Regions from separate parts of the Homo sapiens genome. Here region 2 is linked to region 1. The links are chromatin loops, found by intact Hi-C in ENCODE. Cell type or tissue: natural killer cell. All regions are shown on one strand. Links, peaks and the distances in the headings refer to the core of each region. The heading gives the core; the rest is flanking DNA.

Region 1 (5,384 bases), core at 261-5,260:
GGCACAAGAACTGCTGCAGGTGGGACAATGGCTGGCTGCTGGTCCCATCCCTGGGGCTGTGTGATCTGGGACCGCTGCAGGTCTGAGTCCGGTGGGGTCTCAAACCCTGAATGAGAGACCTGAACTCTGAAAGCCTCGGTGGGGCTGAATGAGGCTGGGTTTCAGTGGGAGGCAGATTAGACCAAAGGTTCCCTGGGAGATGGGGCCACAGAGCTGGGCTGCAGCCAGATGCCCACGCCAGGAGGGGCTGGAGATGTAAGCATCTGAGGCCCCACAAGGTCTGAGGAGCCTAGATCACCTCTACAACCCCAGGGCAGGGGATGCCTCTCCTAACAGGCCCTCTCCCCAGCTTGCAGGGCTACAGGTGGGGCTCTAGGAGCTGTCACTCCAAGGACCCTGGTCACCTGGACTGAAGGGAGTCACATGATCCAGGAGGGTCCTTCCTCAACCCCCAATTTCAAGGGTCTGAGCAGACAGGCTGACAGAGGACCCCAGACAGTGGGAGCAGGGGGATGAGGCCCATCCATCCATCACGCCCTCACCTGCTCTGCCCCATTCAATGAGATGGGGTGGGTGCCCCCACAGCACTGGCAGGCCCAAGCCTCTCAGCCCTCAGATCGAGGTCCACACATGGTCTGCAGCCTGCCAGTATTGTCACTCTTAGCAAGGTGCATACTTACCTTCCTTCTTTCATTCCATCATTCATTCTCTCATCAAATCCTGGCCCCTCCAGATTCTTCTCTCAAGGAGCCCTGACCTGGCTGGGCATGAGACAGTATGGTCACCCCAGGGGGAAGAGCCCTACGGAAGGGGCAGACACCAGAATAGGGCCCTTGGGAATCCAGCCGGAGGTGGGATTGGATTTGGGGAGGACCTGACAGGCAGAAGGAACCACCTGAGCCTGAAGGCCAGGAAATGGAGCCTTTTCCAGGAAGTGAGGGCTGCAGGGGACCTCTTGACCACCCTAGGCCCGTCCTGAGCCCCGAGGTGTCAAAGCTGGAAAAGGAGGTGGCCGAGCTAAGACCTTCAAGGCCAGGCCAGTCTGGACTTTGAGAGCCCTGGGAGGCTGGTCAATGTGTCACCGGGCCCAGTAAACCATTAACCCTGGCTCACTCATTAAGACCCTGGTGGGTGTCCATTAGCTCCTTGGCCGGTTTCAGGAGCCGGGCAGAGGGTAGGGGTCATGGGAAGAAGGGAGTGCTGATTGGGGTGCTAGGTAGAGGCTGGCTGAGCTGGCTCTCTGTGTCCTTATTCCTTGAGGAGCGTTCCAGGGCCAAGCTGGCCTCCAGCCAGGGGCAGCTGCAAACACAGCCCGGCGGGGGTGCCGCCCCACCATCCTAGTGACTTTCATCTTCTTATCACTCCTGTGTACTGGCACCAGCAGCCCACAGTGCCTCGGGGGCCTCAGCCTGACAGGAGGCTCAAGGGGCCAGTCCAGTGCCTGGCTCAGCACCCAGCCACACTGCCCCTCTGAGAAATGGGCCCAATGTGGCCTCCAAAGCCTTGTCTGTTTCAACGGGCTGGGATCTGCCCCACCTCTGTATCTGGGAAAACAAGGCCCTGGTGGGGCAAGAAGGGAGCTCCTGGCATAGGAACCTGCAGGCTGAGAGGGGAAGGGACCTGCCCAAAGCCACTCGGCAAGACAGTGACCCATGACACCAGGAAGGCTGTGCAAACCACTTCCTGCAACTGGCGTCTCATTGCAGCCCCACCCCACTGTCAGGTCCAGGAAGCTGACCACAGGAATCACCCGGAAATCCTCGTGCCCTGAGTGGGCCATGGGGGCATGACATCCTGAACTGCAGTCATGAGGCTCACAATGAGCGAGCAATGCGGATGGGTCCAGATGCAAGCTGTGCCTGGCCCATACTCCAGAACCGCTGGAACAACATCTCAGGGACCCCTGGGAGCCAGAAACCCAATATTATCTAGGACATTTTGTGTCTCCTGGTGTCCTGCACCAAGGAGACACTTGGTAAACTGGCTAAATAGAACTGACTTCAAATCCAAGCATCATAGCATTGGAGTCAATATTAGGATCACGGAATCTCAAGTGTTTGCCCTCTGATCTTCCAGCATCCCAGAAAGGTCAGCTTACATACCTTCCCCAATGGGGAGCTCACTACCTCCAAAGATAGTGGGACTGTGTTTGGTTGGCGAGTTCTTCCCAACATTAAGTGCCAATTTGCCTCTTTGTAACACCTGCTGCAGGTGGGCCTGGCCTCAGATCCTGCCCACTGTCAAAGGCCACAGAGCAGAGAAACAGGGGCCACCCCAGATCCTGTACCTGGCCACAAATTCTCTGAGCCACAAAGACCACACTGAAGGAATGGGAGGAAGACTTCAGCTCAATGGAAGGGCTGGTGCCACTCAGCTTGACGGAGGGAGGTCAGCACAGGCCAACTGTGGGCATGGGCAGAGCTCCTGTGCCCCCAGAGCCTGGCCAACACCCCCAGTGCCATTTGTAGCATTTGTTATTCCAGCACCCACCTGTGATGTGAGGACACAGACTGAAGCATGGCCAAGTGCGTGGGCCCTTCAGAATTGTCAGCTTGTGAATGCCTGGGAGCACCCAGCAGCAGGGCTGGCCTGGCACTTGATGGAACAAGTCCAACTCCCAAACTCAGAGGCAGGATGGCAGAGGCATGGGCCCTAGAGTCCCTGGGTTCAAACTCAACCCCAGCCACTGATAGTGTGGGTATCACAGCAGCCTTTCCCTTCCTGGCCTCAGTCTCCTACCTAGAGAGCAGGGATAACTAGAACAGTTACTAGGTGGATTCCCTGAGACGGCCACGCACAGACTGTAGGGAGCATCTGCTACTTTCAAGACCTCACAGGGTCTCGCCAGGCTCTGACACCAGGCCTGTAGGAGCTTCTCACCTTTCCTGATGAGCAGCTCAGAGCAGGGGCCCAAAGGGTACCCCTCCTGGCCGCCCTGTCCTCCCTGACCAGGCACCCTCCACAGGTAGTATTTATCACATCACCTGGTAATTATCTGCAGTGTCTGAAAGCTCCAAGGAGGGGTTGGGGGTGCAGGAAGACTGTCCATGCCTCAGCCCCGACACTATCCCACGTCCTGGTCTCCAGGAAAGCCAACCCGAACCCGCTCATGTCTCAAGGCCTCCCTGGTGACATGCCCAAGCACACCTGTTCACACACAGCCCCGTGACTTCACTGATGCCAAAACTGCGCAGCACTTTCCACGCACGCCATGCTCTCATCTGGACTTTTGGGGACCTCCCCCTGCCTCATAGCAGCACCTTCCCGACCTCCCTTGCTTCTTGGATACTGGGCTCAGGAATGTTCTCACTGACGAGTCTGCGCCCTGCTGGCTTATGTTTCAGACACACCAGATGGACGTGCCCAAGCCTGAGCTAAGCAGCTGCCTCCCCAGACCTCCTACCACCAGGGCAGCCAGAGTCTAGCCCTGGGCAGCTGCCCCTGCATCCTCACTGGGCCTGTCCAGCTGCTCCCACCTCTATACCCCACTCCCAGCCTCACCTGATCCCCAGTCCCCACAGGCCACCCCTCTCACCTGGAGACTCCCAATCACAGGTCCCAGCCCCTCTGCTGTTTCCCTACTGCAGCCCTGGCAATCGGCATGCAAATCTGAGCACACCCCTCCCCCACTGGAAAAAAAACACTCCAGAGGTCCCCCTTGTCCTACCTTGCTGGCACCCGTCCTTTCCTCCTTTTTTTTTTTGGAGTGGGGCAGCTGGATATGAACCGTCCTTTCCCCTTGCTCCTTCCCGGTCTTTGGGACTTTGCACTGACTCCATTATCATGGAGACACTCTTCAGACACCAATCACAATGCCACCTCCTCCTGAAGCCCTCCGGCACTGCATCTCACTCTGCAGGCCGGCTGCGACTGCTGCCCCCTCCACAGTATCCACAGTGCACAACAATCTTCACTGAATGGATGGATGCCAGCTGTCAGGTGGCTAGCTGTTTTTACTAAAATGCATCTTCTAGGACTTTACACTGAATCTACCTAGCCACCTGACAGCTGGCATCTCTAATCTTGTAATCCCAGCACTAAGGGAGGACGAGGTGGGTGGATCACTTGAGACCAGGAGTTTAAGACCAGCCTGGGCAACATAGTAAGACCCTGTCTTTAATTTTTTAATTATATATATTTTTTTACAAGACCAAAGAGGACAAGGTTTGGGGAGCTTCATGTGGAGGCCGACAGGAAGGTGAATAAGAACTCATCCAAGGCCAGGCGCAGTGGCTCATGCCTATAATCCCAGCACTTCCAGAGGGCGAGGTGGGTGAATGGCTTGAACCCAGGAGTTCACCACCGGCCTGGGCAATATAGAGAGACCCCATCTCTACAAAAAAAAAAAAAAAAATTAGCTGGGTATGGTGGCATATGCCTGTGGTCCCAGCTACTTGGGAGGCTGAGGGGGACGATCACTTGAGCATGGGAGGCAGAGGCTGCAGTGAGCTGAGATAGTGCCACTGTACTCCAGCCTGGGCAACAACAAAAAAACCCAACTCATCCATGTGTCCAACTCCATTAGGACAGAAACTTCTGTACTTGGGAGTCTTCCAGTCTTTGCCTTATATTATCTCTTCATCTGACTGTTTATTTGTAGCCTTTATTTATTTTATCTTTTTTTTTGTGATCCGCCCGCCTCGGCTTCCCAAAGTGCTGGGATTACAGGCGTGAGCCACCATATACCACGTTCTCACTTCAAGTGGGAGCCAAGCACTGGGTACACATGGACATCAAGATGGAACAATAGACACTGGGGACAACCGCAGGGGCTGAGAGGGAGAGGGGCAAGCGCTGAAAACCTACATATTGGGTCCTATCTGGGTGCTGGGGATCATTCATACCCCAAACCTTAGCACTGCACAATATACCCACATAACAAACCTGCACATGTACCCCTTGAATCTAAAGTGAAAGTTTTTTTTAAATCTCATGGGATTCTTTGGAGGAATTAAAAGAGGTTGAGTCCATCCATGCCCCATTCAAAATCCAGGAGTGGCTTACAAATGCTCTGGTTTTAGAGCTTCAATATGAGTTTTGTGATACAACACAAACAGGCAGAAGGGAACTGTATTCAATATACTTGAAACGAACCATTGCATATAAAATAAAACGATACCATTTGTGGCCAGGCACGGTGGCTCACATCTGTAATCTCAGCAGCACTTTGGGAGGCTGAGGAGTCCGGCGGATCATTTGAGGTCGGGAGTTTACATTCCCACCAACAGTGTTTGAGGGCTCCCCTTTCCCCACGTCCTCACCAGTGTTCATTATTGCCTGTCTTTTTGACAAAGGCCTATTTTAACTGGGGTGAGATCTCATTGTGGTTTTGATTTGTGTTTCTCTGATGATTAGTGACACTGACACACCACTGTGCCCTCGGC
Region 2 (5,384 bases), core at 195-5,194, 930 kb after region 1:
CATGGCCCTCACCATGGCCCACTCAGGGCATGAGGCTTTCTGGGTGATTGCTGGTATTCAGTGTTGTCAGCTTCTTGGACCTGTCAGTGGGGGTGGGGCTGCAATGAGATGCCAGTTGCAGGAAGTGGTTTGCACAGCCTTCCTGGTGTCATGGGTCACTCTCTTGCCGAGTGGCTTTGGGCAGGTCCCTTCCCCTCTCAGGCTGCAGGTTCCTATGCCAGGAGCTCCCTTCTTGCCCCACCAGGGCCTTGTTTTCCCAGATACAGAGGTGGGGCAGATCCCAGCCCGTTGAAACAGACTGGGCTTTGGAGGCCACAGTGGGCCCATTTCTCAGAGGGACTGTGTGGCTGGATGCTGAGCCAGGCACTGGACTGGCCCTTTGAGCCTCCTGTCTGGCCAAGGCCCCTGAGGCACTGTGGGCTGCTGGTGCCAGCACACAAGGGTGATAAGGAGATGAAAGTCACTAGGATGGTGGGGCGGCACCCGCCCCGGGCTGTGTTGGCAGCTGCCCCTGGCTGGAGGCCAGCTTGGCCCTGGAACCCTCCTCAAGGAACAAGGACACAAAAGAGCCAGCTCAGCCAGCCTCTACCTAGCACCCCAATCAGCACTCCCTTCTTCCCATGACCCCTACCCTCTGCCCAGCTCCTGTAACTGGCCAAGGAGCTAATGGACACCCACCAGGGTCTTAATGAGTGAGCCAGGGTTAATGGGTTACTGGGCCCGGTGACACATTCACCAGCCTCCCAGGGCTCTCAAAGTCCACACTGGCCTGGCCTTGAACGTCTTAGCTCGGCCACCTCCTTTTCCAGCTTTGACACCTCGGGGCTCAGGACGGGCCTAGGGTGGTCAAGAGGTCCCCTGCAGCCCTCACTTCCTGGAAAAGGCTCCATTTCCTGGCCTTCAGGCTCAGGTGGTTCCTTCCGCCTGGCAGGTCCTCCCCAAATCCAATCCCAGCTCGGGCTGGATTCCCAAGGCCCCTATTCTGGTGTCTGCCCCTTCCCTAGGGCTCTTCCCCCTGGGGTGACCATACTCTCATGCCCAGCCAGGTCAGGGCTCCTTGAGAGAAGAATCTGGAGGGGCCAGGATTTGATGGGAGAATGAATGATGGAATGAAAGAAGGAACGTAAGCGTGAGCCTTGCTAAGAGTGACAATACTGGCAGGCTGCAGACCATGTGTGGACCTCGATCTGAGGGCTTAGAGGCTTCGGCCTGCCAGCGCTGTGGGGGCACCCACCCCATCTCATTGAATGGGGCAGAGCAGGTGAGGGCATGAGATGGACAGATGGGCCTCATCCCCCTGCTTCCGTTGCCTGGGGTCCTCGGTCAGCCTGTTTGCTCAGACCCCTGAAATTGGGGGTCAAGGAAGGACCCTCCTGGATTATGTGACTCCCTTCAGTCCAGGTGACCAGGGTCCTTGGAGTGACAGCTCCTAGAGCCCCACCTGTAGTCCTGCAAGCTGGGGAGAGGGCCTGTTAGGAGAGGCATCCCCTGCCCTGGGGTTGTAGAGGTGAACTAGGCTCCTCAGACCTTGTGGGGCCTCAGATGCTTACATCTCCAGCCCCTCCTGGCGTGGGCATCTGGCTGCAGCCCAGCTCTGTGGCCCCATCTCCCAGGGAACCTTTGGTCTAATCTGCCTCCCGCTGAAACCCAGCCTCATTCAGCCCCACCGAGGCTTTCAGAGTTCAGGTCTCTCATTCAGGGTTTGAGACCCCACCGGGCTCAGAGACACCTGCAGCCTGCAGCGGTCCCAGATCACAGCCTCAGGGATGGGACCAGGAGCCAGCCCACATCCCACCTGCAGCAGTTCCTGTGCCTTTAAAGCCTCCCCTCCCCCCGCCCCGCCCCCAGGCCACTAGGGGAGGGAAGGAGGAGCTGGGTCACAGCAGGGAATCTTAGCTTGGTTTTGGTGTGCTGCTGGATGACCAGACCGGGCGTCGGGTGAGCCCAGAAGTGAGAGCAGTTGGCTGTGCCCCAGTGCTGTGTGACCCAGAGGCGCCGCTCACCCTCTCTGAGCTGGTGGACATCATAGGTGGGGAAGCTCAGGTCAGGGCACTCCCATGAGTGTCTGGAGGCCTGAGTCCCATTCTCAGCTCTGCCATATGCTTGCTGCGCTCTAGAGGAGTTCCTCTTCCTCTCCAAGCCTCGGTTTATGTACCCGTGCAGTGGGAGTGAGTTGCACTTCGGGGTGAAGGGGGCAAGACTTGTGTGGGCGCATCCTGCAGAAGGATCCCACAGGTGGGCAGAGCCCTGGGTTCTTTATCCGACTGGGTCTGGGCTGGGGGCCTCTGTTTCTTGGCTGATGAGTTTATGTGAGTTTGAGTGAGGTATGCGAGTGGGTGAAGGAGGGCTGGGGGGAGTCACCTGACTTGTGCGAAGAAGCTCTTGAGAGAGCCGTGGCTTCTTGGAATTAAGAGGAAAGAGTGCAGCATGAACAGACAGGCCCTGGAGGATCTGGCAGCCCTGAGTGGGGGCGGGGGGTCAGCTCTGGAGTAGAGCCAGAGCTGTGATGGGGTTGGGGGACCCTGTGTCCTTGGGCCATGCTTGCCTCGCTCCTGGGTTCTGTTTGTGGCTGTGGATTGGGGTGGGGCAGGGCCGGTTGTGCGAGGGGTCATTGCCCAACTCCAGGGGGCGCCTGCCACCTCTCAGCTATATATATAGGGATATATATAGTTCTTTCGACAGGTTTCCAGCAGGTAGTGGTTATTAAATCTTACTGAAGGGGTGTTTTTTCTGATTCTCGGCTCTGTGCCGCAAGGGTGGAAACTGTGAGAGACAGATTCCAACTCCACGTCTGGGTAGTAAGCATCCAGTCCAGGGCTGTAGGCAGTCCTGGGGAAGACGCCAGAGATCTGTGCATTCTCATATCGAGGGATAGCGACTCCAGGCTGGGGGCTGGCAGGGTAAGGGGTGGGTGGGTCCTGGGCTTACCCGCAGGTCTGCAGACTTCCTGGGGCCAGCTGACCTCGTAAAATCCCTTTTGTCTAAGCTTCAGTTTCCTGCCTGTGAATGGGGTTGGGGCTGTGCTCTGGTTTCACCCTTGTGGCTCTGGGGTTGTGGTGACAAAGCCATCAAGCTGGGTTGAAGGATTAACCAGGAAACTTCAGACTGGCTGCCGTGTCTACCTCTTCCTCATACTCCTCTCTCTGCTGCATCCTGGGAAGCTGCTCTGCTCAGCCTAAATGAGGCTCAGTTGTGTGTGTGCGCACGTGCTTGCACGTGTGTTGGAAGTGGGTGATACTGACACCAGAGTCTGTGTCTCTGGGTGAGTGAGGCTTGCACATTTCTCGGGACAGGGAACTCACTACCTTATGTGCCCAGGACAAGAGCTGTGGGGTCTGGAGAAGACTTCTAGGCCAGCCCCTGCAGTCCTTCCTCAGGTGACATGGCTTCCCCAGACCCACTTCCCCCTAGGTGCCCTCTCTGCATTCAGGGGGTAGAGGGCTGACTGGGACAGAATGTGACACACTCAGCATGTGAGGAAAAGCCTCCTTCATTCTGTAGGCCCTACCTCTATTAACATGTCCTTTGATAAAGTGCCTCCCCTCCTGTCTCCCCTCTCTGGAATCCTCAGCTGCTGCCAGGCTTCAGCTGTGCCCCATTGAAGGCAGCTCTGTCTCCCTACTTTCCCCAGCCCAGGGTTTTCCTTTTGGGGTCAGCTGCAGGGATCTGGGCCATCCTTTGCCCACTCAGACTTTCTTTCTGCCCACCTGCTGCTGTGAATCCTGTATGTCATATATATATATAAAATATGTAATATATTATATATTATATGTAATATATAATATATAAAGTATATTATATAATATGTATTATATTATATATTATATAATATGTAATATATTATATAATATATAATATGTATTATATTATATATTATATAATATGTAATATATTATATAATATATAATATGTATTATATTATATATTATATAATATGTATTATATTATATATTATATAATATGTATTATATATTATATAATATGTATTATATATTATATAATATGTATTATATATTATATAATATGTATTATATATTATATAATATGTATTATATATTATATAATATGTATTATATATTATATAATATTATAATATGTATTATATATTATATAATATTATATAATATGTATTATATATTATATAACAATATATAATGTGTATTATATATAATATAATATTATATAATGTGTATTATATATTATATAATATTATATAATGTGTATTATATATTATATAATATTATATAATGTGTATTATATATTATATAATATTATATAATGTGTATTATATATATAATATTATATAATGTGTATTATATATATAATATTATATAATGTGTATTATATATATAATATTATATAATGTGTATTATATATTTAATATTATATAATGTGTATTATATATTTAATATTATATAATGTGTATTATATATTATATAATATTATATAATGTGTATTATATATTATATAATATTATATAATGTGTATTATATATTATATAATATATGATGTGTATTATATATTATATATTATATGATGTGTATTATATATTATATAATATATGATGTGTATTATATATTATATAATATATGATGTGTATTATATATTATATAATATTATATGATGTGTATTATATATTATATATAATATATAATATTATATATAATATATTACATATAATATATCATATATTATATTTATATAATTTATATAATATATCATATATTATATTTATATAATTTATATAATATATCATATATTATATTTATATAATTTATATAATATATCATATATTATATTTATATAATTTATATAATATATCATATAAATATATTATATATAGTATTATATATATAAAATTATACTTTAAGTTCTAGGGTACATGTGCACAACGTACAGGTTTGTTACATATGTATACATGTGCCATGTTGGTGTGCTGCACCCATTAACTTGTCATTTACATTAGGTATATCTCCTAATGCTATCCCTCCCCGTTCCCCTCACCCCACAACAGGCCCCAGTGTGTGATGTTCCCCTTCCTGTGTCCAAGTGTTCTCATTGTTTAATTCCAACCTATGAGTGAGAACATGCATGTCTTATATGCTCTCAGGCAGAGAGGAAACTGCTGAGCAGGCCGGGGCAGGGGACAGAGCCCTGTGGCTCTCCACTTTAGACCCCTCCTGGCTGACTGCCATGGAATGCAGCCACTTAGCAGGGCCAAATCCCCTGATGTTCCTGTTGGCTGTCTAGCCTTCAGGGACAGGTCATGGGACCTTGGTTCCTGCCCTGTCATCTTCCCAGTCACCCTGATCTTCACGGGGAGGAATAGCCTGGGAAAGGACTTGGTCACAGCACCTCCACCCTAGGGCTATTGAGGATCTCAC

Evidence for each region. A loop is a pair of places that touch in the nucleus more often than their neighbours do. Peaks named below come from ENCODE experiments on the same cell type or tissue, not always from the same donor. Only the 100,000 strongest peaks of a DNase experiment are listed, where the experiment ranks them.
Region 2: a loop joins it to region 1, with 19 times the contacts of the local background. A loop is called at or near these places in 5 of 110 quality-filtered maps.

What each region holds. Positions count from the first base shown.
Region 1 is chr22:23,674,510-23,679,893 of GRCh38, forward strand. It overlaps the pseudogene GUSBP11. Among named protein-coding and RNA genes, the nearest start is that of RGL4, 14 kb to the right of the region's middle. RefSeq lists an enhancer at 1-14. In natural killer cell, for the core only: no CTCF peak of the experiment used is centred there; no DNase peak of the experiment used is centred there; H3K27ac peaks cover 1,242 bases.
Region 2 is chr22:24,601,293-24,606,676 of GRCh38, forward strand. GGT1 (gamma-glutamyltransferase 1) reads left to right here and starts at 1,901. Exons shown (of 16, transcript NM_001288833.2): 1 at 1,901-2,235. RefSeq lists enhancers at 1,784-2,749, 2,750-3,714, 3,122-3,211. In natural killer cell, for the core only: no CTCF peak of the experiment used is centred there; a DNase peak (open chromatin) is centred at 2,929.